Linked DNA regions of Mus musculus: all the other regions are linked to region 4. The links are chromatin loops, found by intact Hi-C in ENCODE. Cell type or tissue: left cerebral cortex. All regions are shown on one strand.

What was found. Peaks named below come from ENCODE experiments on the same cell type or tissue, not always from the same donor. Only the 100,000 strongest peaks of a DNase experiment are listed, where the experiment ranks them.
Region 1: it touches region 4 in a loop (4-fold over the local background); 2 of 42 quality-filtered maps call a loop at or near these places.
Region 2: it touches region 4 in a loop (10-fold over the local background); 34 of 42 quality-filtered maps call a loop at or near these places.
Region 3: a loop joins it to region 4, with 6 times the contacts of the local background. A loop is called at or near these places in 9 of 42 quality-filtered maps.
Region 5: a loop joins it to region 4, with 4 times the contacts of the local background. A loop is called at or near these places in 3 of 42 quality-filtered maps.
Region 6: it touches region 4 in a loop (5-fold over the local background); 3 of 42 quality-filtered maps call a loop at or near these places.

What each region holds. Positions count from the first base shown.
Region 1 is chr16:28,336,220-28,341,219 of GRCm38, forward strand. The region is part of intron 3 of Fgf12 (fibroblast growth factor 12); the gene reads right to left. Among named protein-coding and RNA genes, the nearest start is that of Gm52250, 100 kb to the left of the region's middle. In left cerebral cortex, a CTCF peak has its summit at 1,908 (motif pointing right); DNase peaks (open chromatin) are centred at 690, 1,090 and 1,865; H3K27ac peaks cover 476 bases.
Region 2 is chr16:27,466,551-27,471,550 of GRCm38, forward strand. Gm32356 (a long non-coding RNA gene) reads left to right here and starts at 834. Exons shown (of 3, transcript XR_384790.3): 1 at 834-1,222. In left cerebral cortex, a CTCF peak has its summit at 2,426 (motif pointing right); DNase peaks (open chromatin) are centred at 1,079, 2,385 and 4,523.
Region 3 is chr16:28,138,969-28,143,968 of GRCm38, forward strand. No RefSeq gene overlaps it. Among named protein-coding and RNA genes, the nearest start is that of Gm52250, 97 kb to the right of the region's middle. In left cerebral cortex, a CTCF peak has its summit at 2,217 (motif pointing right); no DNase peak of the experiment used is centred here.
Region 4 is chr16:28,488,549-28,493,548 of GRCm38, forward strand. It overlaps a transcript of Fgf12 not described here. Among named protein-coding and RNA genes, the nearest start is that of Fgf12, 45 kb to the left of the region's middle. In left cerebral cortex, a CTCF peak has its summit at 2,183 (motif pointing left); DNase peaks (open chromatin) are centred at 2,170 and 3,350; H3K27ac peaks cover 673 bases.
Region 5 is chr16:27,514,850-27,519,849 of GRCm38, forward strand. No RefSeq gene overlaps it. Among named protein-coding and RNA genes, the nearest start is that of Gm32356, 50 kb to the left of the region's middle. In left cerebral cortex, no CTCF peak of the experiment used is centred here; no DNase peak of the experiment used is centred here.
Region 6 is chr16:27,524,667-27,529,666 of GRCm38, forward strand. No RefSeq gene overlaps it. Among named protein-coding and RNA genes, the nearest start is that of Gm32356, 60 kb to the left of the region's middle. In left cerebral cortex, a CTCF peak has its summit at 2,181; a DNase peak (open chromatin) is centred at 2,227.

The DNA of each region.
Region 1 (5,000 bases), 150 kb before region 4:
AATTTAATGTGTATAAGTAATGTATAATTCTTGTATCAAGGTTTTATACTTCCTTAGGGAATGTCATGGGAAATTGATGTTTTGCAACTTTAAAAGCAAGGAATTTTACAGTCTACACTTAATATTTCAGAAGAAAATAAAAGGAAATATTGAGCATGTGTAGTCTAATCCTCTTATCTCATTTCAGTGATGTTATCGTTCTTGAACACCTTGTAGCCCAAACCCAGAGAATCCAGGCTTACAAATACATTTACACAAAGAATAAAATTGAAGTGATCAGCAGAATGCCCCTAAATGGGATACCCTGCCCACTTCCAAACAGCTTTGTGTAAGTTTATTATCCAGATTTCTTTGGGCACAGCAATGATACTGCTAGCATTTTCCTGTGTTCAATGGCATATTTCCTATATCCAGGCCACAAATACTATCAAGAAAAAGTGTTAGTCTCAAAGAATAGGTCTGACTGCTTTATTATTTTAAAAAAATCAAAAAAGTAACACAATCAAGAAAAGGTACTAGACTCAAAGAATAGGTATAACTGCTTTAATATTTTCAAAAAATCAAAAAGAGAGATTTGACTAGAATTCTTCACACTCTGAGTCACAGCTCTGGAAGAGGGTTGATTCATTCACTAGCCTAAAAATATGTTATAAACCAAAGTGTTAAAAGGGAGTAGCCATATTTAGATTGCCACACTGGTGCAGATGTAATACTTTGACGAGAGAATCACATATTCTGGAGCAGTTGGAATTCAAAGGCCACACTCTGTGCTATTCAGTGCCAATTGTTTGATTAGCATCACAAGTAATACTGCAATATAATTATTTTTAATTGACAATTCACATATTTACAGAAAAGGCTATATAGGTATTCCTGGAGTACTTTACTACAGCAAGGAGTTAATACATCTAGTAAGGCATTAGCAAATGGCATCTTTATAAATATATTTTACTGAAATAGTCCACAGCATAATGGTATCTAGTGCTTGAGTAATGAAATAGAAATTAAAAGCTTCAAGCAACACATGGTTTTGATAAGACAAAAAAAAATGACAGAAGCCAGTGTTTTGAGAAGACAGAAATAGAATCCTTAGCATTGCTGAAATGAACAGTGTTGCTTTGACATGGCTCACTGTCGCATCTTTGGGAGCTGAGAGTGAATCACACTGCTTATTTGCACTGGTCACATAAAGCTCACTTCTTTGTCACAGAGTGTTAGACATGTAAGAGACACAGATTTTCCACACATTCTCAACAACAGTAGAATTCTAACTTTTCAGGGAATCTATACTTTAGAGAACAAAAAAGGAGGAGGAAGAAGAGGAAGAAGAAAAAAATAAGAGTACAGTTGTTAAGTTTGATCACTATTGTGTAAGTTTAACACATTGCTGGACACAAAATATGGCCAGCTCTCAGACATAACATCATCAATAAAGAATCAAAGTTCTCCTAGCTTAATTTCATCCTTCATTCATTTGTGGAATTCTCTTTACAAGGCACTGATTTTTTTAGAAAGAAGAAAGCAAATATCTGTATCTTGCATAGTTTATAATGAACTAAAAACAGGTAAATAAGAACTGAAAATGAGGTAGACAGAGAGGTTCAATGACAAAGAGGACCCAAGGAAGACACAAATTGGGAGCATTTGAAATGGGACAATATGGAAGCTTAGTGCAGTGGAAACTACCTGGAGGATAGCCTTAGCAAAGATACCTGGTAATAAAAGATACAGAGCCTGAATCATCCATTTTCTGGAACAAGGTAAGGCTTCCAGTGGTGGGACTGGGACACTAACCCAACCACTAAACCTTCAATCTGCAACCTGTCCTATCTACAAGATGTGCTTGGGTGCTCAGAGCTTACTGGTGTGGCCTCCCAATGACTGATCTAACTAGAGACCTACACCACAAGAGGGAGCCAATGCCTGGCACTGTTTGGGTGGAAGGCCAGGATCCAGAAAATGGGTGGCCCAGAGACTTAGAATCTGTGTCTAGTCCAATCATCATCGATAAGGCTTCTTCCAGCAGCCAATGAGAGCACACACAGAGGTACACACCTAAAAATTAATGGAGATTGGGCAAATATTAAGTGGAGCTTAGGCAATTCTGTGAGATAGGAGGAGGAAGAATCATAGGAGCCAAAGGGGTAGAGGGCACCAGAAGAACACAGCCCACAGAAACAACTAAGTAGTGTTTGTAGGGCTCAAAGAAACAGAAACAGCAATAACAGAGTCTGTGTGGGTCTGCACTAGGTCCTCTGTACATACATGGGCGTTGTTTAGATTGGAGCTTTTGTAAGACTCTTAACAGTGGGACTAGGGGTGTCTCTGACTCTTTTTAGCAACCTTTGGGACCTTTTTGTTCCCAGATGAGTTGCCTCATCCAGGCTTGATACAAGAAGGTCTGTTCCTAGTCTTATTGCATCTTATTATGCCATGTTCTGTGTATAGCCCAGAGAGGCCCACTCTTTTCTGAAGAGAAACAGAGAAGCAGTGGATCTGATGGAGAAAGCAGATTTGGGGGAAGACTGAGGGGAATGTAAGGAAGGGAAGCTGCCATCAGGATGTATGGGAGAAAAATAAAAGCTAGATGATAGATAGATGATAGATAGATAGATAGATAGATAGATAGATAGATAGATAGATGGATAGATAGAATAAATCTCAAAAAGGAAAAAGAAAGAAGACAGATGGCTTATTTGTTAAAAGCACTGGTTGCTCTAGCAGAGAATTGATTCCCAATACCCACATAACCACCTGGAAGTCCAGTTTCAGAAGATCAGATAGATTAGATATAGATAGATAGGTAGATAGATAGATAGATAGATAGATAGATAGATAGATAGATAGATAGATAGATAGATAGATGATTGAAAGTGGTTAAATACTATAAAGGGATGGGAGCATGTAAGTAGTTTTTGTTGAGTGAGAATTCAGAACATTTCCCCAAAGAGGCAAGCTTCATTTGATTTGCATGAACATGACCTTGACAAGGACAATAGCTGAGGGAAAGTGCCAGAGATTGAGTGATGGCCAAGATGTAGGACAGCTCTCCTCTTCTCACCAATTTGCACTAATCTCTGTTGCTGGAATAGTATCACTTTGACTACATCCTGCTGATTCAAAGTCCATTCCCCTACTGAAATTCTGGATGACAAAAGCTTGCGATTATCATACAGATTGGTTGTATGTAAATCTGTGCTTCTGCAGCAGTTACAGACACAGCTTAATCATGGTTTTGGATACAGCTTATTCGTCCATATGTTTTAAATATCCCTGAGCTTGTTTCCTCTCCCAATAGTGGATTCACAAAGTGGAAAAGTTTAAGTTTCTCTTAGAGTAAAGCTGAAACATTGGCCACACTACATCATAAATACTTATCCATGAACATATTAACTCTATGGGAATACTTGAAATACACACCTTTGAGGGTAGAGGGATAGGAAAAGTAAAAACAGGCTCTTTGAGATGGGGGCATGTTGTTCCCAAAAGATATTCTGATGATTAAAAGTGGGAAGGAAAGGGGCTGGTATCTAAACAAAACGAATAGTTGAAGGAGAAAGACCCAGGAGCCCTATAAAACACCAAATCTAGAATCCCTGTCTAGCCTATTCCAGCCTTAGTCCCCTCCCACTCAGAAGGGATATTTGCCTTCTGTCTTCTGTCTATCTGATTCCATTCCAGAAAAGGAGCTCCATAGTCCCCTGGATAACCACCAGAACCCCCTCCACTGCAACCTTACCTAAACTTTCTTTTCTAGGCATTAAAAAAAGATAATGGGCAAGAGTGTAGTTCTTAAGGATGGCTTAACAGACCTGCCCCATTGAATCCTGCGGAGTCTAAACATCGCCTAGTGAGTTCATGATTTCCAGAGAGTGAAGGGATGACAGGCTCTAAAGGAAATGAGTGGACGTTACAGAAAGGTCCTCAATACAACCTGCAAGGAACAAAACCTAAGCCAGCAAGTAAGCGTAAACCTTCCAGCTCAAAGCCCAGCAGATTTTAATGAACATTTATTTCATTGAAAGCCTTTATCACAGAATCAGAATCACAAAACTACCCCAGTTGTTTTGTTCTTCTTTGTTCCACCACATGCTCGCTGCCCCGCCCATCCCATGGGGCCTCTGTTTCTCTATGGATTTGGTTCCTCACCTACACAATCCAGTAAGAACTTATGCAAAGCCTTAGGGAACACCAGCAGCTTCCCCAGCATTCTAGTGCTGGCTCAGGAAGCCCTGGCTGGCTGATAGTTCCCAGGAAAGAGAATCACTCTTTTTTGAGTATGGCAGATAGTTACTTGGAAAGTACTGTACCCAGGAGCAGCTGAAGACTAGGTGCCCTGGTGAGAATTATCATGCCCTTATCTAACAAAACAACCCTTCCCCAGGACTGGCCATCAGTTACTTCTCAAACTATATTGATTCATTTTAATGTCAGTAAATGCAAATGTAACTGATCTTTTAATGGATTTGGACATTAGATGAAACAGATCTTGACTGGGATTGTTCACTAATGCTGTTCTAAAGTTTATGAAGATAATTGTTTGGAAAGGATCTTAATGTTTTTGCTCAAAGGTAACCAACTGAATCACGAATAACCAGTCTGCTAACTTCCAACTATCTGAAGCAAGGCTCTGAAAGAGAGATAAAAAGAGTCAATTTTGGTCAAGGTAGGTCTTTCTGAAAGGAAGTCCTGAGAATTTTTCGAAAGCATGAATTGTATAATTTTCATGATAATTGATTCTAATTTCCTTCCCATACATATTTGTTTTATATATTAAATGTCGTTATTTTTGAAAGGAGAATTATAGATATTCCCAGACTGGTAAGGTGACTATGGTCTATAAATGGTAAGAATCTCTGAAGGTGGTCCAGAAATTGGATAATGTGGAGCACCAAATGCATTGGGTCCAAAAGAAATATCACAACCTATGATGATGACCCCTGAGATGCTCAAAGCTCGGGGAAATACAGGCAAAAATAAAGTACTTAGAGGAAAAGACA
Region 2 (5,000 bases), 1.0 Mb before region 4:
GCAGCAGGGGCATATCTCCATCAAAATGGATTCACCAGTATCCTGGTACACCTGCGCAGCTCTCAAGATGTTTGTGGCTTATATGAGGAAGTCAGGTGCAAGTCATACGATTTAGCTGCAGTCCCTGGCGCCTTTGGGACTGCCGCCACACCCGCTCCTCACAGCCATCTGGTTGTTTCTGGTGTTGGCTGGCCTGGTAGTCCCTGGGAGTCACAGGCCTCTGGGACTGGTGGTCCTGGGTGGCAGCAGGTCTCCTGGGAAGTGGGCAGAACTGTGGGGTGGGGAGTGGAGTGAAGATCTGACATTACAGGTAGAGGTGTGGCCTGGATGGTGGAGCTCAAAATGGTTGGGCAGACCTCATGGCTGCTGGGTTTGCCTGGGGTCCAGCAAGTGGGGCAAATACTGACTTTTTAAACAATGCCATTTTGTGGATTTAAGATGCAATTGAAATTAAATGTATGAAAATGGCACATAAGTGACAATAGAATGATGTTAAATTATACAAAAGTAATTATACTACTGAAGATTTTCCCTTTTTAAGTAACTAAGTAGTTTGTGAAATCATAGATACATGTCAAAACCCCAGTGTTAGGCCCTATATTTCCAGGAGGAACAAGCTTTCAGGGGTGTTTTTATGTTGCTTATCTAAGAACACATTTTTAGGAGAAAAAAAGGTTTCTTCACTATCTTGAAAGAATTTAAAAGTACTATTAAGCTTTTATACAGTTTTGCATAATTATCATTAATTTCAACAACAAAGAGAAAACGAGAGAATACAAAATATCCAAGAATCTGGTTACAAACTTTTAGTGAGACAGCACACTTTCAAGTACAAAGCATATGAAGCAGATTTACATTGTTCAGCTAGGGATAAAGGGACAACAGAAGGCAAAGATTCCCTTCAAGCCAATCCCAGCTTGCTCAGGATAACTGCCAGAGTAGGGGAGGTTTCATCTGCAAATGCCACCCACGCCCTGCAGTCAAGAGTCCCTGAAAGTCAACCTGCCCAGAGTGCTACAATCCAGATGTGCCTATTTAACCACTGTGTTGACACTGTCTTGTTTGCAGAAGACAATAACAGAGCTCAGGATTTCCCATGAATTCCCTTCCCATCTCCAGCTGATTTAAAAGAGCTATTTTCAGGCTTTCCTGAGAAGCACAAAAGAGAAGAGTGAAAGAGTTGGACCAGAACGGCTATCCAGAGAATTCTCTTGCCTAGCAAGTAAGTAGTGGGGGAAAGAATGCAGTATGATGTCTGGAAGAAACACAGAAGAGTCGGCCAAAGGGAGGAGCAGGGTTTAAATGATGGAACTAAAGACGTTTGAGGAGCTATTCTAAATGTTTTGGTGTTCAGCATTCCTATTGAAAGAGACAAGACTATCTGCGTGCTAAAGTCCAGCTGCCTCTTTATAAGAACTACTTGAAGTATACAGTACAGAGAAAGTGAAAGTCATATTTGAAAATTTTTATATAAACTAGCCAAAATGTGGTATACACTCTCTCTCTCTCTCTCTCTCTCTCTCTCTCTCTCTCTTTCTCTCTCTCTCACACACACACACGTTTTTCAGTATCTTGAAAGAATGAAAAGTACTATTGTATTCTGATATAGGGTTCTTCATAATTACCATTAATTACAATAACAAAGAGAACATGAGAGAATACAAAATGACCAAGAATCTGGCTACCCCCACCCCATACATACACACATGTAGAGGAATGAGCTGTGAAGGTTAAGAAAATCTCACCAGGATTTTTTGACTGAGTGGGAAAATGCACTTTCCTTCCGCTCAAAGCTATTTGTCCAGGCTGCATATCTGACAGACAGCCACCCACCACTCTGATGTGCTCATTCCAAACCCCCCCTTTCCAAACTTCAGACTCCCTTGTAAGAATACCAAGAGTCACTGACCATCTACCAAAAGCTTCGGGGCTGGCCATGGGAACTCTGTTTTCAAGCTGTTGTTCAGCAGAGTTCAAGAGACTCCAAAATAGTATAGGCTATTGCCATTGTCCTTGGTTTCCTCCCTGGACTTCAAAGTAGAATGGCATTGCTGAAAGCATCATGCACTTCATACACAGGGCTTCAAAGATTTGGTATGGCCTAAGTTGCACCCATTGGAGCCTCCTTGAAGATTAGCTCTCCTTACCAGGAGCTATGTATCCAAAGGTGCTATGCAAGTTTCCACAGTCAATAGTTTTACATCTGTGAAGCCTAGGAACTACAAGTACCGCTCTCATATCTCAGGCTGGCTTCGAACTCAGTATGTAGATAATGTTTGCTATATATGCCGCCTAATCCTCTTGTATGTACCTCTTATGTGCTGAGATTACAGGTGTGCACCACCAGGCCTAGCTGTAGTTACTTACAAACTTTTGGGCTGTTAAGGTCTGTTTGTGTGCTATTCTTCAGGATTGCCAGCAGAGGGCGCTCAGAGATGGCAAGACAGTCGTATCCATACCTGCTAAAGCCAATAAACTGATTTTGCTGAAAAAAAAAAATTATAGGAAAAAGTTCATGTGTTTACAAAGTGCTAGTTTACCTACAAAAGCATCAAATGCTTATGATAAAAATAACTTTAGAATATTAATAAGTATAACAAAAACTAATTACAGTAGCACTTATCCTCTGAAACACAGTTAAAAGCTTCACTATATTTTATTGCAAACTCTGTTCCATAATTACATAAAGTTATGATTACAATAAGAGATTTGGAGTGTAGGGGAGTTACACATGTTTAATCGATGTTGGTAATGACCAACAAGAAAGGGAAAAGCTTAAAGCACATGGAAAATGTGTTAACAATAGAAAAATTCCTGGTGAAAAGAACTAAAGATGCATAGAATGACAGGGGCATATATTCATCTGTAGATAGAAAAAAAGAATCAGCTGCAGGTAAAGTCATGTGCAGCACAGGGATGAAGAAGGCAGAGTGTGCATTCCTTGAAAGCGTCTGTAAGGCAGAGAAAATTTCCAATACTGAGAATAAAGGGGACATTTTGGGAAATTAAGGAAAATGACACAAGGGGGCAAGTTAAAGTCTAAACTAAGCTGGTGGCACTTGGGAGCTCTTGGAAAATGGTGGAGGTCTGGAAACATGGCCTAAGAGAATGATGGAGGGCCTGGACTAGGAATTGCTGAGCCCTGTGGATCTAGAGAGCAGCTGGGATCGGATTCCATGCGTTTATGGTGGTGGCATCAATCGTCATAGCTGCTTGGTTTCAGCAGCTGTATCAGCAATTAATATTCAGAAGTAGAAACAAGTGGATCATGATGACCCATCACCGAGGTTGAGGTGGAATTGAGCATCAGGGAGGCGAAGGACCAGATATGGGGAAAGAAATTACGAAGAAGCACCATGGATGGAGTGGGTAGGGAAAGAAGTAACATTGTCAGAGACAGGAGCCTATGGTAATATATCATTGCATATATCAGGAAGCTTGGAGGATGAAAGATTTTGGTTCCCAAATGGATACTTATATATGGAATGAGTTTGAAGGAAAAGGAATAATAACTACAGAGGAGAAAGATAACCAAGGTGAGGGTTCACATAGCCCAAGGCTGCTAAGAGTACCATTTCTATAAGCACTGAGGTCTGGAACATGGAAAGAGGCACAGTCACAAAAGTTTGTATTAATATAGGAGAATTGGTCTAGGGGAAGCAATGATTTTTTTTTTTTTTTTTTTTTTTGGTGATGGTCTTTCAGGATATCCTGGGGCAATTTGTGTAAATTTCTAGGCCTACTACTTGGGACTGAAAAGGGGCCATTAAAGAAAAATGAGGATAGTGTCAGGTTATGAATTTTAACTGCTATCAAGCCAGGCACTGACTAGGATATAAGGACATCAGACAGATTTAGATTAGAGTTGAGTTGGTTGAATTGCATGTAAGCTCTAAGATTATTGCTATGGAAGCATACCCTGCAAAAACCAACCAAAAGAGAGCAGAGTTTCTTTGGCTCACAGTTTGAAGGTTTACTTCACAGGGCTAGGAAAGGAATGAGGGCAGAATGTGAGGCAGCTGGTCATGTGTTGACCTCCTGCTTCTCATCCTCCTGTCTCTCAGGACCTCAGCTATGAACCAGGACAGTTCAGCCTACATTCAAAGTGCTTCTTAGCTTAACTTTTTTTTTTTTTTTTGGAAACACCATCATAGATAAGCTCAGAGATGTGATCCCATAGTGATTATTATAATTTTGGTCAGATTGGTAATGGCAATTAACCATCACATAGTTTCCACTTTCATATATATACATATACATACACATATACATACACATACATATACACACAAATGAATAAAAATAGTAAATATTGCAGAAATCTACAGTGACATGTTTTAGGAAATTATTTAATAAATGATAGTTGCCATGATCAAAACAAGGATAAACAAAACCACCCATATGTTTGTTGATGAGCACTAGAGCATACCCTGGAGCCTAAATTAAGTTGCAAGCTAAGTAGGTGAAATGCACTTGGAAAAAATAAAATAGATTTGCCAGTGAAAAGAAGTGACTTTGCATGTTCTGAAGTGTGTGTGGGCGTTGAAGTGTTCCACTAATGGAAATACGAGGCATTCCCAGCAAACTTGAAGTAGACAGAGCTTTTTTTTTTTCCCTAAAAATGAAGAAGAATTATGGCAAAAAGAAAGTTCAGCGACATAAAAGGTAAATAAGACCAGCTTAAAATGGGCACTGTATTCATGCTGTGTGTGTCGGGGTGGGGGTTGGGGGGGGCATAAAACCAATCCATTAATCAGATAATGTCATAATGAGCATTGAAAGCTACCTACACACGAGGAAACAGGCTTCTTGGTAAATGGCAGATTTTTTTTTTTCTTCTCTTTCTCTGTACCCTCTTGCTGTATTTTAATTGGTATGCCTGGTGGTTATGATCTGTCACAATAAAGAGAGATTTTGCAGATATAGACTGGTCAGACTTCTTAATGTGACACCGGGGCAGAAGGGACAGAGGAAGAGCTGCATCTTGCAGTGGGAGTTCG
Region 3 (5,000 bases), 350 kb before region 4:
ACCATACATATACCCATCCACATCCACATTCCCAACTCCCACATATACATAATTAAAATCAATTTTTAAAAATAGTTAAAGAAATAGCATGAAATGTATTATATTCTGGTTTTGTCAACCAAGCTGGCCTACCTTCATGTTTTGCTATCTTACCTCAATAGTAGAAACTGATAAACATAAAAATGAAATGGTATGGAAAGTTAACTGATATAACTACATCTCCAACACAAACATTGCTCTTTCTGTGTGAAAATTTGGTACCTTTATTACTTGTCCTCTATATATTTTTGCTTAAAAGTCAGTGACTACACATACTTTAGAAAAGCTTTAACTATATTTAAAAACTATGTCGCAGGCCCTAAACATAAGAATGAAGTTTTTATTCAATAAATGATATGTAGAGAAATCTACCAACATGAGACTGGGCAAAGGTGCTCTTCTTGTGATTGGATAATGCATAATTATGTAGCTATCAGGCTGTTTCTTTAATAGCTTTAGCAGAGTGATCCCATCTCTATAGCTTTGACACGATTGCGGAGCATGTTATTTATTTATGGACTAGCAGTCATTGTGGCCTCGTTTACTCTAGGAAATGCTATGGATCTTGCTAGGAAAAGAGAACCAGCTATTCAATTCTAAGCATTTTGTATGGGTGGGCAGATTCTATATTTTATCTGAAGCACTAAGCTTTAACTGTAGCTTATAATGTGACACTCTTATTGCCTTTAAATCCACTTAGAGGTCTTTAGTTTTTGATAAATTTTAAATCCAAATTAGAGGGCTTAACAGAAACTCCCAATTAGCCATTCACAGCACCAGTTCTCTCTCTCTCTCTCTCTCTCTCTCTCTCTCTCTCTCTCTCTCTCTCTCTCTGTCTCTCTCTCTCTCTGTCTCTCTCTCTCTCTCTCTCTGTCTCTCTCTCTCTCTCTGTGTGTGTGTGTCTATGTTATATACCTTGGATGTATGCCGCAGAGTTCAGGGAAGGTTTGGTTTGCAGGTGTCCTGTAATGTCATTTGCCACTGTATTCCTTTTAGATGGGTTTTCTTAGTGAGCCTGGAGCAAAGCAGGAAGCCACCAAGATCAAACCATCTCCAGTCTCCATTCCCCACAGTTTGGGGTTACAAGTGTAATACCAGCCTCTTACACATGAACTGACTATTAGAATACAAGTCTCATCTTGTGTGGTAAGAACTATGAGCTACTGAGACATTTTCTCTCCTTCTGAATACTAGTTTAAAAAACCAAACAAAACAACAAACAATCAAAGCCCATCCCTCAACCAACCAACCAAAACCACCAATTCCTTAACCCGCGATGTTTTAAAACTCAGATAGTCATGCTTTATAATTATATAGCAGCTGGGTTAGATGGAGACATTTAATTTTCCCCTGAATCTAACAAGATTGGTGGAGTATTGAAATATTTTTCTTTATCTATATTCCTCTTGGGCTTTATATATGCATATATGCAGTGGAAGGGGTCTTTGAAGGGAAGAAAAGTGACTAGAAAGAAAAAGTAAAATAGTAATTAAAAACCATTGAATTTTAGGAATTTAAGAAACAGAAGGATTCATTCGATACACTTTATACTAAGTGCATTTATTTTCATGGAGCTGGCTAGGATAGAGAGGGAATATATTTAGGGATCCTGAAAAGTAGTAGCTCTGGATTCACTTATCATTAAGCCAGTGGTAGCTTTACTACATTTTCTTCTAGTATCTTCTAGTAATAGAGCAGTAGACAAAGGAGTTGATGGATTGCAGAAGAAATCCTCCAGGACCTGCTCAAGTAACAGGAAAGGAAACTCAGGTTATTTAGATAAATATAAAAAAATCAATATTGTATTTCTCTCTTGTTGTACCTCCCATTTCATAGCTAAACCCTAAATAACCTGGGGCGCTATAGTGTCTATAGACTGAAGAGTCTATGTTTTCACGCCCATCAATGACATTGTCTGATTCAGAAAGCAAGGTCATCTTTATATAGCATTGTTTGTTGCCCTACCTGGCCTTTTATTCGAACTCAATATAGACATACCTTAGAAGTGCTCTGAATTGCCACACGTCTAACTTCCCAGTGCAAGGCAATATGGAGGGTTCCAAAGGATCTGGAGCGCAAGCAAGGTGGAACTTGAAAAATCATTCTAAAGAAGTGGTTTATAAACTGGATTCTCTGTCCCACAGACTATGAACCAGTGCTAAGACCAAGACTAGCCACTAGGTGGCTCAGAGACTGACCACATTCAGAAGAGCCCCTCAAGGACTTCTGATGGATTTATAAACCCATTCATTTTATGTTGAAAACATCATAAATTGAAAAATACACATTAAACACCTAGCATACCAAGTGCCATTACTTAAAAACATAATTCATAAGTAGCATTGGTTATTTGTGTTTGACAGGAACATATCACTGGCTCAGGAAAAGGGTGAAATTTTTGATATACAGCATGCATATGCATGCATTCACACAATCATAAAGCTGAAAGTTTCTAAACGTAATCATTCATTATAAGTCAAGGATCATGTGCATTACTGTAACTGCCTTGACAACTATTCTGGTAAAGTGGCCACATTATAGGAAAGGCATTCGAAACTCCTGTGTGAACCCATCTAGTTGAATATTCATGGCATCAAAATATTAACCTTCTGTTTTATATTTAAAGATGATACAGAGATCCATAAGACCATGGGACATTCAAAATGTCCAGGATGCAGTAAGAAACCATGTGGTTTAGAAGTTGACTCCTGAAAACAAAGGGGCCATGGAAAGTGTGCTATAAAAACAGAAAACATAAATACCAAGTGGATAATCTGGAATTCTACTCACAAAAACTGTAACAAAATTCTCCCCTGAAAGAATTAAGAGCAAAATGGAGATGATGGAAGAAACAAGTGAATTTGAAGAATTCTTTGAAGAGCAAAGAATGATTCAATCTAAACAATGTGCTGATAACAATAGGGAAAGGACTCTTAGGGATCTGTAAGCTAACAATGGAAAAGTCCAGTGTGTAAGTCATGAGATTTCCAGGGAGAACAGTGCTAGGAAGCAAGGAACCAAAGAAAATGTATATAACAAGCCAAAGTTAGCCACACAAAAACATCTACAGACTCAAACTCTTGGTCAATGTCATGTATGATCCACATGGAGACACATGACAATCAGACTGTGAAAACTGTAAGAAAAAAAGAAATTTTAAAATATTATCATTTGAACGTGATATGTCCTCCTAAGTGTATGGGCTTGAACACTTGGTCCCCAGCTGGTGGGTATATTTGGGAGGCCTGTGAACCTTAGTAGATGGAGGCTTGGTGGGAAGTGTATGTCACTGGCAGCAAGCCCTGAGGCTCATATCCTAGTTCTGCTTTCTATTTACTCTTAGATTCCTGACTGTGGACATAATGTGACAAACCAGCTTCCTGCTGACACTTCTGTGCCTTTCTCTCTGGCTTTTATGCTCTTTCAATGATGATGGCATGAGCCCTTCAAAGTATGAGCCAGAATAAGCCCTTTCTTCCTTAGACTGGTTCTTGCCAGGTATTTGGTTGCAGAAGTTTGAAAGAAATAATCCAAATTCTGAAGGCACACAGAAAATAAGGATACAATCAGATAGCAACCACTGAGATTTAAATGGGGGGCATTTTTAAAGTGTTGCATAAAAAGCACTGCCATCCTGGCTAGCATATCTTCAGGACTGAAAGGAAACTAAAACAGTTTTGGATTAAAGGTAAAGGAAGAGAATCCATTGCTAGCCACCCTGCCCCACCCCTAGCATAACTGAAGAAAATTGTTTAGCCCCAAAAGAAATGAAACCAGAAGAAAAATCAGATTCTTCCAAAGTGAAGATCAGTGGAGTGGAAATGATCTGAGTAAATAGATTCCCTTCTTGAGTTTTTAAAACCAGGAGTGAATGCACAGAAGAGAAATTCAAACATCCATGAAACGCAATGTCCATAGATAATAGCAAGTGAGAGGCTCGGCAGGCCCACATAGTGGTAGGCTTTCTACTTTCAACCCCAGGTGGTAAAATATTAATTCTAAATAGACTGGAAATTAAATATGTATGTTGTCATCTCTAGATAAACTGTCAGGCAACCAAAAAGAAGTCAGGTAAGGGGAAATGGGGAAAGGTAGAAAGAACTAAGAGCAAAAAGAAAGAGAAACCAATAAATTAACAGTAAACAAATATAATCACACACAGAATTATTTAAATTGAAATTTTTACTCTTTTATTGAAAATAGACTTTTTCCCTCAATATAATATATCCTGATTGCAGTTTTCCCTCTACCTACTCCTCCCAGATATTCCCCTTCCATCTGGATCCACACAGGTTTTGTCTCTCCTTAGAAAACAAAGAGACCTACTTAAAATGGGGAACAAAATAATCACAGGAGGTAGAAGAGGGGGAGGGAAAATGGGGGTCAGATATGTGGAGGGGAGTACAGAGGTTCAGATAATTGATTGGAGGTGTGTAGCAGTGGGGAATGGGGAACTGGGGGATAGCCACTAGAAAGTGCCAGATGTCAGGAAAGAAAGAGGCTCCCAGGACCCAACAGGGATGGCATTAGCTGAAATACCAAACATTGGGGAGAGATATCCTGTAGAAACCATATCTAGAGGTTAGGCATGACCTCCAGTTGAGGGATGGGGCCACCCACCCATCTCAAAAGTATTAACACAGAAATGTTCCTGTCTAAAGGAAACACAGGGACAAAGAGTAGAGCAGAGACTGAAGGAAAGGCCATCCAGAGACTGCCTCACCAAGGGATCCATCCCATCTGCAGACACCAAAACCAAACACTATTGCTGATGTCATGAAGTGCTTGCTGACAGGACCTGGCCTCTCTAATGATAACTGTGGATGTGCCAATTTATGAGTAGAACAGCTGTCATTAGGAGTCATTTTATTGCTACTTTGTTTGAGCAAATAGCAGAATTGATTTTACACTAGGTCCCTGGGATATCTAGTTACAGGTCTTTGACCACCAAGCACTGTTGG
Region 4 (5,000 bases):
AGATCATTAACATTATCAAAGAAAAGAGACCAGGTGCAGACTAGATGGAGATGCCAATGAGTTTAATTGGGTGCAATGTCTGAGGAGCTAGGAAGAAAATCATCAGAGCTTGCCCAGTAAACACAGATAAACCCCTTATCTAGTACAGAGCAGAGATGTTAGGGTTAGACTGATGGCTTTTCTTTGAAAGGGCAATAAATAATCTCAGGCTTCTCTAGTAATCAATTCAAAATAAACCCCCAGTCCACCCCAAATCGTTACATATAAATGCATTCTTTTATTTGGATGGTACCAATACAGTGGCTGCAGATCGCTCGCTGAATGACCCTTGCCTAAAATCCATCCTGATTCCGGAGAGAGGAGCCGAAGCCGCCTGCTTTCCATCTTTACCATAGGTGAGGCTTGCACGAGGCTGCAGGAGGAACATGATTCACAAAGTCTGGATCTCGGGCAGACTCCTCACAGATCGATGCAGACACCTGCGAGGAGAGCCATCTTCCCAGCAAGGCATGTAAACATCAGGTACTCAGGGATAACCTTGAGATCTCCCTGCTCTCGGTGAAGCCCTCGCCAAAACAGGATTCCAGACAGAACACATGGCAAAGGAGAGAGAAACCTTTGCATCTCACATGAAAACCATCCAGACATGCAGGGGACCCTATGCACAATACTTTATATAAAACATAAACACACATGTTATAGAAAGTCACATTTTAAAAGATTAAATGAATGATTTTGAATATCTTTTTAGTAACTATATTTTAGATTACTGGAGAGTGGGTGGGGTCAAAATGAAATAACATGATCACCCTGCATTAGAAGGCACAGTTAATCATTTTATTTTGGCTGAATCTTTTATATGAGACCTTGCCTGGCCCCTGAGTTTCAAATGTGTTCTTCCTATAATAAAGACAGAAAGCGGGTGGCTTCTGCTCCTCCATAGGAGGAGTTAACTCCCTGGGAGGAGGAGTTAAGCCTAGTAGAAAAACACAAATAAAAGAAGCCATTTCTAGATCAGACAAATCAGCTTTATGGTTTAGATTTTTGCTTCATATAAACCATTGATAGAACAATCTCCCAAGGGGATTCTGGATCCTCCTCACCAAGCCTTGTGTCTCAAGCCAGTAAGGAAATCGGCAGAAGGAATAGGGAAGATCTGCTGTCACAGCTGAGAGACACTGACGATGTGTGCACAAGGCCAGCACAAGCCAGGTGTTGGGTTCAGCCACAGAGATAAAGGAATACAAGCCTACTCTCAATGCAGGAACCAGAGAATCCCACAACTCTAAAAGTCCCAGCAATGCCTTATAAACTAAAAAGGCTGAATAAGCAGTGCCAAATGGACCCAAAGGCTGTATATATGCTAATTCTTATATATGCATAGATGTAACAATATTAACTAAAGAAAAAGAAGCCATGAATTTGAGAGGGAATGATGGGGCAAACAAGGAGACTTAGAGGGAGGAGAGAGGAGAAGGGTGTGAATACAGTATACGTAGAGGAAAACTTAGAAACTGTATGTATGAATGCTTTAAAAAAATCACAATTCAAAATAAATACAACTAGTAAGGGTATTCTGAATGCTAGGCATTCACATCATGTGTTGACTCTGAAGAAGTGTGACACTGGCCATCAGTCTGCAGCCTTGATTTCCAGGGACAACTTCTAAAACTACAGACTAGCATGTCGTAGCACATAACCTACTTTCTTCTCCAGTCTGACCTTGAGAACTGACATTGGGGAAAGTAAAATAACCCGTAGGTCAGTATCTGCCAGGATTCCCTCTTCTTCTCTTGGCTCCTGTTGTTTCCTGTTCCGTGGGTTCCTAGAAGGGTCATATGCTTTCTTTTCTAGACCTTTCTCTCTTTTTACCTTTTGTTTTTTTTCTCCTTGTCGGTGTGGAAGGCTGCTTTGTTTCTGCTTCTTCTATAGAGTCCATTGATCCTTACATTGTTTCTGGAACACGATAACGTGACCTTCAGCATTTAGACAAGCCAAAGCAACTTGGTAAAGAGCAAAGAATATTGTCATTCTGTGTTCTAAGAATAATTCAAACAAGGCCATTCCTTAAGGCTGACAGGATGACAGGAACTCCCTAGATTCTCTCTGCTTTGGATACCTTCTCAGCATCATTTCAGCACTGCTTGCTAAGAGACCGAAGATGGGGGAACGGTGCCACCTAATGGTCAGAAGTGGGAAAAGCCTCACTCTGTAGTGCCGACTTAGGTTTTTAACTCTCAAATCACGTTGAAGAGAATTGTGTTTTTAAACGGCTTGAACACCTTCCAGTCACTGAAGTGAAGCCTGATTTTATGAATTCCCCCATATTAGCACTTCTTTGAATAGTGGCAGAAATAGCAATGTGATGAATCTCTTCTCAGGTAAGATTTGTGGTGAAGGACAATCTTGTATTCTCCAGATAAAAGATTTGCAATTTCAAAGAGGTGGGGAGCACTAATTATGCATATTACATGAAAATTAAAATTTACATAGCACCTGAGCAATAAATTCCACCCATATTTTGAGGCAGAGAACTAATTGCTTCTTTTGCATTAAATCTTCCCTGGAAAAAGCTGTTTTTACATTGCAAAAGCGAGTCAGCTTTCCATATTTAACAGCAACAATTGTCAGAGCAGCAGTTTATGGGTCATTTGCATTGAAATCACCTATAGTTTTACATTTTCTTAAAGTACACCTTCTTGAACCCCACATGAGATCAACGGAATCAAAATTTCTGGGTCTGGAACTCAGGTGTGGACAGTTGCAGTTGTCACTTCTGGGGACCCTCCTCCATAGGGTGTGTCCATTTCCCTCTGCACATGATGCAGAAATAAAACGTTGTAGCAGGAGATTGCCCTTTATCCCGCCAGGTTTCCTAGTCCAGCTTCCTATATACAGTCAGTACTGCTTCCCGGAACTTTTCTCAGACAGACCCTTTCCCTGAGTCCTTCGCCCCCATCATCATATTGTCACACAAAAATTATATTCTCCTTTCCACTTCAGCTCATCAGATACAGCTCAGCTGTGTTTTCATTGAGAAGTCTGGGGAGGGCAGGCTCTTGTGCCTCTCTTTGTGGCTTTCCCACTACACTTTTAGGGTCTCTTGCACATAGTAGAATTTACAGAGTTCACTCTCAAACTCATGGATTTCAGCTCTACAATCTCCTAGTTTAGAATTAGCTTAGTCAAACTAACCTTTAAGGAAGCCACTAGAAAACTAACTTCTCGCCCAGCCTGAAAGAAAACTAACCACTTGCAGAAGAGAGCCACCCTTCTTCACTCCACAGTCCAAATGCTGTGGTGGCAGTTGCCCAGAAATAACGACAATCGTGCTGCAAGACTTGGCTCTCTGCAGTGCCCCAGGAATTCTGAGCAACAAAGAAGACAGCCTCCGTCCCACAGACCGGCAATTGTGTCATTAAACAAATTGCTCTGTAACGTCAAAAGAGGCACTCTTTTTGACAGCCAAGTGATATAATTTGTCTTCAGTCCAGACACTGGAGGCATCTGTCTGGAATTTGTGCATGTCATTTGATGTTGCAAGTTTATCTGTGGAAAAGTGAAACCACAGCCAGACGGTGGGGGCAAGGCACAAACCTTAGGTGACTACTTAAAAATTCATCGTTTTGACCTTTTAATATAAATGTATAGAAATTGCACTGCTTACCAGAAAAGAAAGGAAGAAAGGAAGGAAGGAAGGAAGGAAGGAAGGAAGGAAGGAAGGAAGGAAGGAAGGAAGGAAGGAAAAGAAAGAAAGGAGGGAGGGAGGGAGGAAGGAAGGGTACTGGCTAGTTTTGTGTCAACTTGACACAGCTGGAGTTATCACAGAGAAAGGAGCTTCAGTTGAGGAAATGCCTCTATGAGATCCAACTGTAAGGCATTTTCTCAATTAGTGATCAAGGGGGAAAGGCCCCTTGTGGGTGGGACCATCTCTGGGCTGGTAGTCTTGGTTCTATAAGAGAGCAGGCTGAGCAAGCCCGGGGAAGCAAGCCAGTAAAGAACATCCCTCCATGGCCTCTGCATCAGTTCCTGCTTTCTGACCTGCTTGAGTTCCAGTCCTGACTTCCTTTGCTGATGAACAGCAGTATGGAAGTGTAAGCTGAATAAACCCTTTCCTCCCCAACTTGCTTCTTGGTCATGATGTTTGTGCAGGAATAGAAACCCTGACTAAGACAGGAAGGAAGGAAGGAAGGAAGGAAGGAAGGAAGGAAGGAAGGAAGGAAGGAAGGCAGGCAGGCAGGCAGGCAGGCAGGCAGGCAGGCAGCAGACAGACAGACAGACAGACAGACAGACAGACAGAAAGAAAGAAAGAAAGAAAGAAAGAAAGAAAGAAAGAAAGAAAGAAAGAAAGAGAGAAAGAAAAAGGAGAGAGAGAAAGGAAGGAAGGAAAGAAGGAAGGAGAGAGGAAGGAAGGAAGGAAGGAAGGAAGGAAGGAAGGAAAGAAGGAAGGGAGGATCACTGAAGGTGGCTCATTTCGCTTTATCTGACCATTTTCAACACTGCTGTCTCCTGGAACTGCTAAATAATGCTAACTGAGTGTCAGCTCATGGGGCGATACAGGGCTAAAGGGCTACTGACATGAGTGATCTTGTACAATTCAGTGATGGTGTCAACAAACACACTGTTGTTTATCTGCCTCACAGCATGCTGAAGCAGAGGAAAGAGCTGAGGCAGCAGTGTTATCCGTCATCCCTTCATTTCTACCTCTCCCTTATCATGTTCTCAGTCAAGTCCTTTAACATTCGTACTCCCAGTAAAGGTGACTCACATGGCTGATCTTATGTCAATCTGAGTTGAGAAATGTGGAAGTGGGTATACCAGCGTGGATTTACTGAGGAGGTAGGGAAGACCTGCTCTGGATGCAGAGCACCTAGTGTCAGAGGCTAAGGGTACTGCTGGAAGAAACAGAGAGAGCAAGCTCCATGTAGGAAGGTACTTCTGTTTCCTTCTGGCTGCAGTGATGCCAACTGGTGACTTTCCAAGCGTCCGGTCACCATGGA
Region 5 (5,000 bases), 970 kb before region 4:
ATGCATGCTACTTAGCAAAAGCAACCTTATAACATGACTGTAAGCTTTAAGATGAGCAACGATCTTTTCTTCATGTTATCTATGTAAGACTTTTAAATTCAGTCACATTCCCAGGTAAGTCTGAATGAGGAGAAGACTGAGATGGAAGGAACACAGAGAAAGATGGCTCCCCTATCAGAACTTCAGCTCCTCTTTCAGAACTTTGAGGAAGGAGTATATCTCCAATGACACCTTGATTTTATCCCAGTGAGATTCAAATAGTCTTGCAATCTATGGATCTGGAAATGATATGTTTGTGCTCTTTCAAGTGATTGAGTTTTGTAGTAATTTGGTAACACATATTAAAAATAAATACAACATTCATATCACTTATATTGATATTTATTTTTCTATCACACTTACACAAAGAAGAATGAACCATGGATTATTCAAATCTTGTTGCTTTGGATGACAGAATGTGAGTGAAGAGGTGTACACCTGCAGAGTGTGAGTAGACATCAGAAGGCACCTATGTGGGGATTTGTTCCTGGTTTACCTTGGTGACCTGGGGGTGGAACTTAGTTAATAAGGCTTGAGCACTAGAAGGTTGACTGGCTGAGTCTTCTCATTGGCTCTAGTGTTTAAGGTTTTCCTCTATCGATCTAGCAGTGAAGCAGAGGAATTGCGTACTGTGCACATTGAACAGCAGAAAGCTGAAGCACAAAGAAGTTGTAAATGGAAGCTCACCGAAAAGCTAAAGAAAGGGGGAGTGGCTGTGAGAAAGAGCAGAGACACAAGATACCACGAGAGCAGCATCTGGAGTCTTAAACATAGAACTATACTTACGAGTATATAAAGTTTGAGCCAACAGATATGGGCTTACATTCACAGACACTGAAACTATAAACATAAAGTTCCTGAGGTCTCAAATTGTAGTCAGTGTAAAAGGTATAGCAAGCAAGTACCATTTCACTTAAGCTTGAGCACAATCAACTGATGGGCAAGCAGCCATTTTACAGGATAATGACTTTGAGGTGCAATGAGAAATACTTTCTGTTATGCAGTACATAAAACTACTTCTGTACTGCAACTTCAACTTTTTAAATAATGTTGCCTGCAAGGCAGGGATGTTAAATTAGAGGAATTCTAATTAGTGTTTCATTTTTGTTCATTAATCCAGTAAAATAGTTGGAACTGTGCGGAGATAGTTTGTGAATGTGTACATTTGTAAGAATGAAACTTTGAAAATATGTGTGCACAGCTTAAGAATCTAAAGAAATGCAGCAAAACAAAAACAGTCAATTCCTCTCTTCCCTTCTGTAGCATGTGAAAGGAGGAAAAAGGATTTGTAGAAGGTATCACTGCTCATGGCAGAGAATCTGTGTAAAGTTATTCATATGAAAGAAAGGGACGCTTTTCCAGAGGACAGGGTGATGACTATGTGTGACTATTGCTATAAAAATAAAATGTGATCTATTATTTAAAATAAAATATGAAGTACAAAGATTAAATACCACTTCACAGAAGTCAACTTGTTCTCAAGGGACTCACCTATTAGACAGTTTTGTGTTAATAAAATATATCTGTGTATTCAAAAGGAAGTTTATAGCCCACCTCACTGTCTTTCTAACCTCAGTGTTCTCCAAAGGTAGCTAGAAGTAGAATTAGTTGAAATTTCACTTATATATCCACTCACCTCTATCTCATAAGGACAAAAAAAATAAAGAAAGGAAGGAATTAAAGAATGAAAGGATGAAAAGAAGAAGGGAGGGAGGAAGAAAAGGAGAGAGGAAGGCAAGGAAAGAGGGAGGGAAGGAGAGAATGTATATAGTCAGTTGGCAAGGCTTGCCACATTTCAAATTCTCTGCTGCATTATTAAATTAGCTTTTGCTAATCATATAAAATGCATATGTCTGTATCACTGCCCTCTCCCATCCCTTTGCCTTCACAGAAGTTGTTCTCAAACATCAAATACAATGTCTAATGTGACCAAATCCTAGAATCCAGTGTTATTAATTAGCAGGGAACATTTTCCAGACCACTTCACTTCCTGAGAAATTGAGATCTATGTACCTGTGAAATTTCACTGCAAAAGTCAGGAGCAATGCTCAGAAAACACACCTTTCTCTTTGCCATGTAGTACTGTGCATGCAGCATCATGGTTTTTGTTTGTTTGTTTGCTTGCTTGCTTGCTTATTTGTGAAAATGCATAGTTGGATTAGTGGAAATAGTTATAAGTATGTGGTTGAATGGTGACATGATAAATTAATTGAGATGAATAAAAAATCAGCTTTAACTAACTCTCTTTATTTGGATCTCAGTTACTGTGCAGTTGGAATGTGAACTAAGGCTGAAATCATCTTGAGAACAACTGACTTTGGCAATTTTATGTGTGTGCAGCTCAATGCAAGGCACATATACCACAATATAGTGTATTGTATTGAAGTGACACAGGAACCAATCAACACTTAATACTCAAAATATCTATTGCCATTTGAACTATACTGAGTCAATAAATGGCTCTAGAGGACTCCTATGGGACAATAAAAATACAGCTGGTAATCAAAATATAGTTGGAAATGGAATATAAAAATGAGAAAATAACCACAAATAATACTGATGTACTTCATTTGAATATGTCATAGATAATTTACACAAAATTAAAATGTAATGCATTGTTTTTTCCTTCATGTAACACTCACTGTTTTGACAGCTCAATCTAATCTATCCTTGATGATACTTACTTGAAAATTGCTGATGGTGTCTGTGATGAAATTAGTCTCCATAAGGACTAAGACAGTATATTCCACGGCCAATGATCAAGGGGTCTATGAATCTTTGTCTCCTCTACTGTGTCAAAGGCTCCCTGGGAATCCATTCCTTTCATTTTAATGTTTCCTTGGCTCCTTATCATGTTCCAGGTCCCATTCTGATCTCCTCAAGCTAGCTCACTACACTTTGACTAAGCCTCATGATTATCAAAGGAGTAACCCATCCTTGTAAAGCAGTTATGGCTATTTCTCATTCGGTAAAGGTATACATACAAGAAAAGCATATATAACTAAAATACTCAATTTTCTCTGCTGTAGACTTACATCCTCTATAGACATAGATATACAAATTCTATGTTTGCTTTATAAATGTGAAATGTTACTAGTAAGTGAGTTTATTTTGAGTTAATGTAACCAAAAATATCTGGAAATTGTAAGTATAAATTTTAAAAATATCAAAATTTCAAGTCTTTAATATAACACTTAATTTTATGTGAAACTACCAATTGCTGTGTATAGTTGCAACCTGAGGGCTGGAGGCAGTGACATGTTGAAGTATCACAGCATTCCTGAACACTTATCAGTTAGCTCCATCACAAATTGCTATAAGTCTTCTCTGGGACTTTACATCCATGTTTTTTTCTATGGATAATGCACTTTCAAATTATGAATCTGGGCTTGGGGTATGGCTCAGTGGTACACAATGTTAGAATATTTGTATAGCATGTCTCAGGCACTGGGTTAGCACCACTAAAGGAAAAAAAAAGGAATGTCATAACAGGAGACTTTGTCCTGTCTGTGGCATAAATTGACTAGCTATTTTCTGTCTCACTTTCAAAACTTACAAGAGCAAAATATGATGATTGAATTGTCAGTGGTCCCCAAGATCCATTAAGGCTGATGACATTAAAGACTCAAGTATTCCACCTTACTAATCATTAGTGAATACCACTATCATAGTGTAGGAAACTTAACCAAAATTTGAGAAAAACTTTCCATAAAAGAATACTCTATATATTTCTGTTGATTTTGCCTATTATTGATTAAATTCAGGATCTCACATTTTTATTTAACATGTGTCTACTTGAAACAATTTGTTAATGTCTATTATTGAAATATTTACCTATGCATTCCAAAATGAGTCATGATTTTCCAATCTATGAAGTATGGCTTTGCCGTTAAATGGTCTAGAAATGCTCATGTGTATGGAATTTTTGCATTGTAACTGGAGTTTGACGATGAAACATCAGTGATTTTATGATGTGGTGATCGGCACAGGAAGTAGTGATTGCATTTTTATTCTAGTTTATTGAAACAGACACATTCATCTCTTCTTTTACGCTCCAAACGCTTTGTTGAATTCTGGGACATAGAACAATTGCCTTAAGATTCTGAGTCCATTAAGTAGAATGAAGCTAAAGAAATAAGCCAAGCTTATAGTTTTTCTTTTCAGCCAAATGCATTTCTCCTAAAAGTCAAATTTCTCATTATCAGTAGATAGTTGAAATGACTGTGAATTTCATTTGGATACTATTTTTTTCAATACATACTAATGTATCATAGAAGAATATACAGCATCTCTTTTTGCTTGATTATGAATTTGATGTGGAGGTTTAAAAGAGAATGAATTTTACTAGGATTTTATCTTGCTGACTTGCAGTTTATCTCATGGTGGAATAATAATCTAGGCATTATAAAGGATAGAGATGAAGGACTGTAGGCATTTTATTAAAACTAGAAATGTAGGAGACAACCTGACCAAATATATGAGCTCATCACACTGATATCTGTTTTGTACTGGAATTTCCTAACATTGATTAGAAAGTGAGGAATTTATAAAGCATTATTTCAGCAGCTTTTGCTATCAAACTTGGGGTCATGACATTTCCTCTAGTGAAATTTGAATATCCATTGTTAATATGCCAATAAAATGAGTCAAATGAGCCAAACTAATAGTGCAAAGCAGAGAAAGATTTTCCCAATACGGCCACAATGAGAAAGAGAACAAAGAGATGAAATATAATCAACTTGGGATAGACAAGTATCCAAGGAGGTACCTGAAGCCTTCAATTTGACTATCAATTTGATATTGAAACAATGAGCCACACCCCCCAAAATTGAATTTCCCCAGGGATCTCATGCTGGGAGAAGAAATGTTTAAGTTTTTTAATTGTATATACTCATACTCACTTTTTATGCTATGAAATTTTGTGAGTATTGATCAATGTATTCAATAATGTGATGGCTATC
Region 6 (5,000 bases), 960 kb before region 4:
TACCTGGGTTCTTGAGGATGGGAAGATGGACCATTCTATCAGGAATAGGATACAGAGTGTGCCTCAGCCGAGAAATGAGAGGCAATGTTGTAAGCCTAGTTAGAACCAAGGCTAAGATGTATGTTCTCTAATATCTGTATAGAAATCTCTGCTTGAGTATTATTTCTATACATGTTGCATGTTTACATGCATTTACTAAGTATGTTATTATATGCACATGACACACCTTTGAATTACATATGCTTGTGTATACATAATCATACATGTTTATTCTTCTACTATCAAATGTTGGAGAATAAAGAGCTACCCAGAGCATGGTTAAAAAAGAAGTGGCTGTATATCTTCTATAAAAACTTAACAATAGGAGCTTTATTTAGACAACTGAGGACAGCCGTAGTAAATAGGTTTTACTTAGAGCACTGTGGTTCTGTTCTTTCCATGTAAAGATTTGACCCAGGCTGATTTTTAGGTTGGAGGTAATTATATTTAGGAAACTGAAGGTCAGAAAATGGAAAGAGAGACAGATCAGTATTCCAGAATCCTAGGTGTTTGAAGAAAAATAGCCTGGAAAAATGTACATTGGGCAAAACTTCACCTAAATTTCACCAAAGTTATTCACTATGAACATATACAGAAGATTTGCATGTCATGAAAGGTGCACTTCATTGCATTTAAAAGACATGAATTGTCTTGCTTCGGGAAATGCTCAAGGGTTTTCCTGTTATGTCCTTGTCCTCTGTGACTGTACAATGCTTCCTCCACCTCTTCTGCAGGATTCCCAGAGCTTTGGCTAATGTTTGCCTGGGGATCCCTGCATCTTTTCTTTCACTTACTGGATGAAGCCTCTCTAATGATTATTCTAGGCTCCTATATACCAATGTAGCAGAATATTTTATTGCACCCCACCTTTGCCAGTACTATTAGGTTCTATACTAGGTATCAGCTAAACTGGACTCAGGGGCTCACAGAGGCTGAACCAACAATCAAGAAACCTGTCTCTTACCTAGGCCCTATGCATATATATTATGGTAGTGTAGGTTGGTCTTTTTGTGAGAATCTTAACAGTGGGAACTGAGGCTGTCTTTGATTCTTTTGCCTTCTTTGGGGACCCTTTACCTCCCACTAGGCTGCCTCTTCCAGCCTTAATATGAGGGGAGGTGCCAATTCTTATTGCATCTTGATATGCCATATTTGGTTGGTAACCCTGGGAGACTTGATCTCTTCTGTAGAGAAATGGAGGAAAATTGGATTATGGGGTAGGGGAGGACTAGAAGGAGAGGAGGTGGGGGAAACTGCAATTGGGATGATATATATATATATATATATATATGAGAGAGAGAGAGAGAGAAGAAAAAATGCTCAAGCCGACTTAGGTATAGGTTTTCAAGTATTGAGGAAAGTGGGGTCTGTTATATCTGACTACTTTTGGTTAGTTATTTCAAGCATATTGTTGTCAATATAGACTTACTCAGTAGTTATTCAGCAAATATTCATTGATTATTTATTATGGGCTAGGTATCATCTTAAGAGAGTATTGTGATGATTAGGGGGTCACTAAGACATACAAGTACTTCAAAAGGCAGCCAAAGTTTTGTCAGCCACCCCTCCACCCTATCTCTCTCTCTTATGAAAGAAGGTATCATGTTGTCTAGGATGGCCTCCACCTTCCAAGTGCTGACACTACCTTTGTATGGGCAGTTTATGTAGAGCTGATAACTGAACCCAGAGCCTCCATCACAGTAGGAGAGCACCCTATCAGCTCCTCTACCTCCCAAGCCTTGTTAGCATTTTTGTAATTGCTGTGCTATGAAGTATTCCTTCTCTTGACAGTCCCAGACCATCCCCTTATCCAGAGTAGGACATTGGATGGTAAATCTACTTATACTAAGGAGACTGAAAAACTGAGCAGTCTGAGAACAGCAGTAGGTCCAGTGGTATTGTATTACAGGGGATGGGTTAGAAGAATCAAATACCAGTGATTCTGGAGACCAACTTATTCAATTGGTGACTTCAGGCCTTTATTGCTTACTCTGTGACTGTATGTCTCCTACTATTATCTATAAGTTAGCTGAAATGCAGAACAGGAAAATATGAATGATTACAGATGTCTTTTTGTTGTTGTTCCAGACTCCTTCCAAGACTTGCTCTTTACTCAATACTGTTTTCAAAAGCCAGCTTCTCAATCATTCACTAGATGGTGCTATAAACGAACATTCCCATCCAGAGTGATGGCCTAGAAGGTTTGGGTTTATTAGAATGGTGTGGAGAAAGAGGAACACTCCTCCATTGTTGATGGGTTTGCAAGCTGGTACAACCACTCTGGAAATCAGTCTGGTAGCTCTTTAGAAAATTGGACATAGTATTACCTGAGGACCCAGCTATATGACTCCTAGGCAGATACCCAAAAGATGCTCCAACATATAACAAGGACACATACTCCACTATGTTCATAGCAGCCTTTTTAAATAATATCCAGAAGGTGGAAAGAACCCAGATGTACTTCAACAGAGGAATGGATACAGAAAATGTGATACATTTACACAATGAAGTACAACTCAGCTATTAAAAACAATGACTCCGTTAAATTCTTAGACCAATGGATGGAACTAGAAAATATCATCCTGAGTGAGGTAACTTCATCACAAAAGAACACACATGGTATGCATTCACTGATAAGTGGATATTAGCCCCCAAACTCCGAATAACAAAGATACAATTCTCAGACCACATGAAGCTCAAGAAGAAGGAATACCAATGTGTGGATGTTTCCGTCTTTCTAAGAAGGGGGTAACAGTATATTCTCGGGAGCAAATATGGAGACAAAGTGTGGATTAGAGACTGAAGGAAAGGCCATTCAAAGACTACCCCACCTGGGGATCCATCTCATACAGTCACCAAACGCAGTCACTCTTGTGAATGGCAAGATGTGCATGCTGACAGGAGCCTGATATAGCTGCCTCCTGAGAGGCTCTGCCAGAGCCTGACCTATACAGAGGCAAATACTCACAGCCAACCATTGAACTGATCATAAGGTCCCCAGTGGAGGAATTAGAGAAAGAACTGAAGGAGCTGAAAGGGTTCACAACCCCATAGGAAGAACAACAATATCAACCAACCAGAGCTCCCAGGGTCTAAACCAACAACCAAGGAGTACACGTAGAGGGATCCATGGCTCCAGCTGCATATGTAGCAGAAGATGGCCTTGTTGAGCATTAATGAGAGAAGCCACCCTTGGTCCCATGAAGGCTCAATGCCCCAGTGCAAGAAGGTTGGGGTCTGTTTAAAAGTAACTGGGAATTTATCCTGTCTTGTTCTTTGTTTTGTGATTTCTGAACTATTATTACTTAAGGATTTTCTCATCAGTTATTATTGGCCATGAGCAGATACACATGTATTATCTAGAGGAAATTGTAATACCTACTTTGCAGTCAGAATGAAGTTAAATCCTTCCTATAGATTACTGGGTATCCTGACGTGACTTTCTAGGTATGATCCCCAGGAACACTGTGGTGTGCTGAAATAGGATAATGGCAAATCCTTACTGTATCTCATTCATCAGTACTAAGTCTAGCTTCATTTATATTTTCTTTTCTTCTTTTAATATTACTTAGATGTTCATAATTTATAGATTTGTAAAATCTATAGTAACCTATAAACTAGAATCATAAAATTGGGGATTAATGAGGTACCTTGGGAACTTACACTTAATTATAATTAAATTTTCAGTAGAATATTTATATATGTCTCTATTCATGATAGTTTAATTATTTTATACAGAATTTAAGCACCCCTTTCAGAAATCATGTTTATTTTAATTATTTGTGAGAAAATCAGTTAGTACCTGCAGTCATAAGCATGATATCAGGGCTAGATATCTGCAATTAATGAGATATGTATAACACCAATGCTTTTTTTCTCCATCTTTCCATTTTTAATTTTGTTTATATTTCTTGAAATGCTATGTAGGCATGGAAGGTCTTTCCTGTTTTTCACAGTGGCTGGGAGTGCAGCTAAGCATTTTCATTATACTTCTGTGTTAAAACTCTTGCTGCTCTAACATGCCTGGTGCTGCGTGCTGTGTGGTGTTCAGTGGCTTTGTGCTCAGGGGCACAGAGGTTGACTTGATGAACTGGGTCACCACAGAAGCCTTCTATGTCCTTCTTTCTCAACTGGGAGTCTGCTGTCATCAATAGGATGTCAAAAGTCACCTCCTTGCCCTTTGTAGTCAGAAGGAGCACATGTTGGGTTTACACATGTTTTCTGCAAAGGCCTAGACCAAGGCCATCCACATCATCTCAGATGTCAGCATGTATCGTGTATCTCATCAAGACTGCTAGTGTTCAACAGGCCAGGCACAGAAGAGCTAGGTTTTCTTAAGGGGCTGGCTACCAGGAGTTTGACTATACTCCAGTGAATATATGAGCAACACAAAAAATATATGGGTTTTGTGTGTGTGTGTGTGTGTGTGGGGGGGGGTGATGCAAAGGTTGGGGAAGCAGGTCTGGGAGGACTTGGAAGTAAGTATGCTCCATCTTCATGAAATGAATTTCTCACATAATCAATAAAATATTATGAAATATATTATGAAAAAATAAAGAAAAGAAATGAGGTATAGCTGGGTGGTAGAGCTGTACACATTTAACCCCAACACTCGGGAGGCAGAGGCAGGTGGATTTCTGAGTTTGAGGCCAGCCTCCTCTACAGGGTGAGTCCCAGGATGGCCAGGGATACACAGAAAAACCCTGTTCCAAACAACAGCAGGAGCAGCAGTAACAGCAATAGCAACAGCAAGAACAATAGCAATAAAAAGAAAACAAAACAAATTAAATGGGGAGGAAAAATAAAAGGAATATAATGGGTTGTCCCTTATTTTTATCTTCTTCTCCTCATCAGTGTCTTCTTCATCATCAGTTATTTGCTCATGGTTCTTATCACAGAATGATTAAAACCATTACAATGTGTTACAAGATAAGAATTTTCCTAACATCTTTTCCACTTCA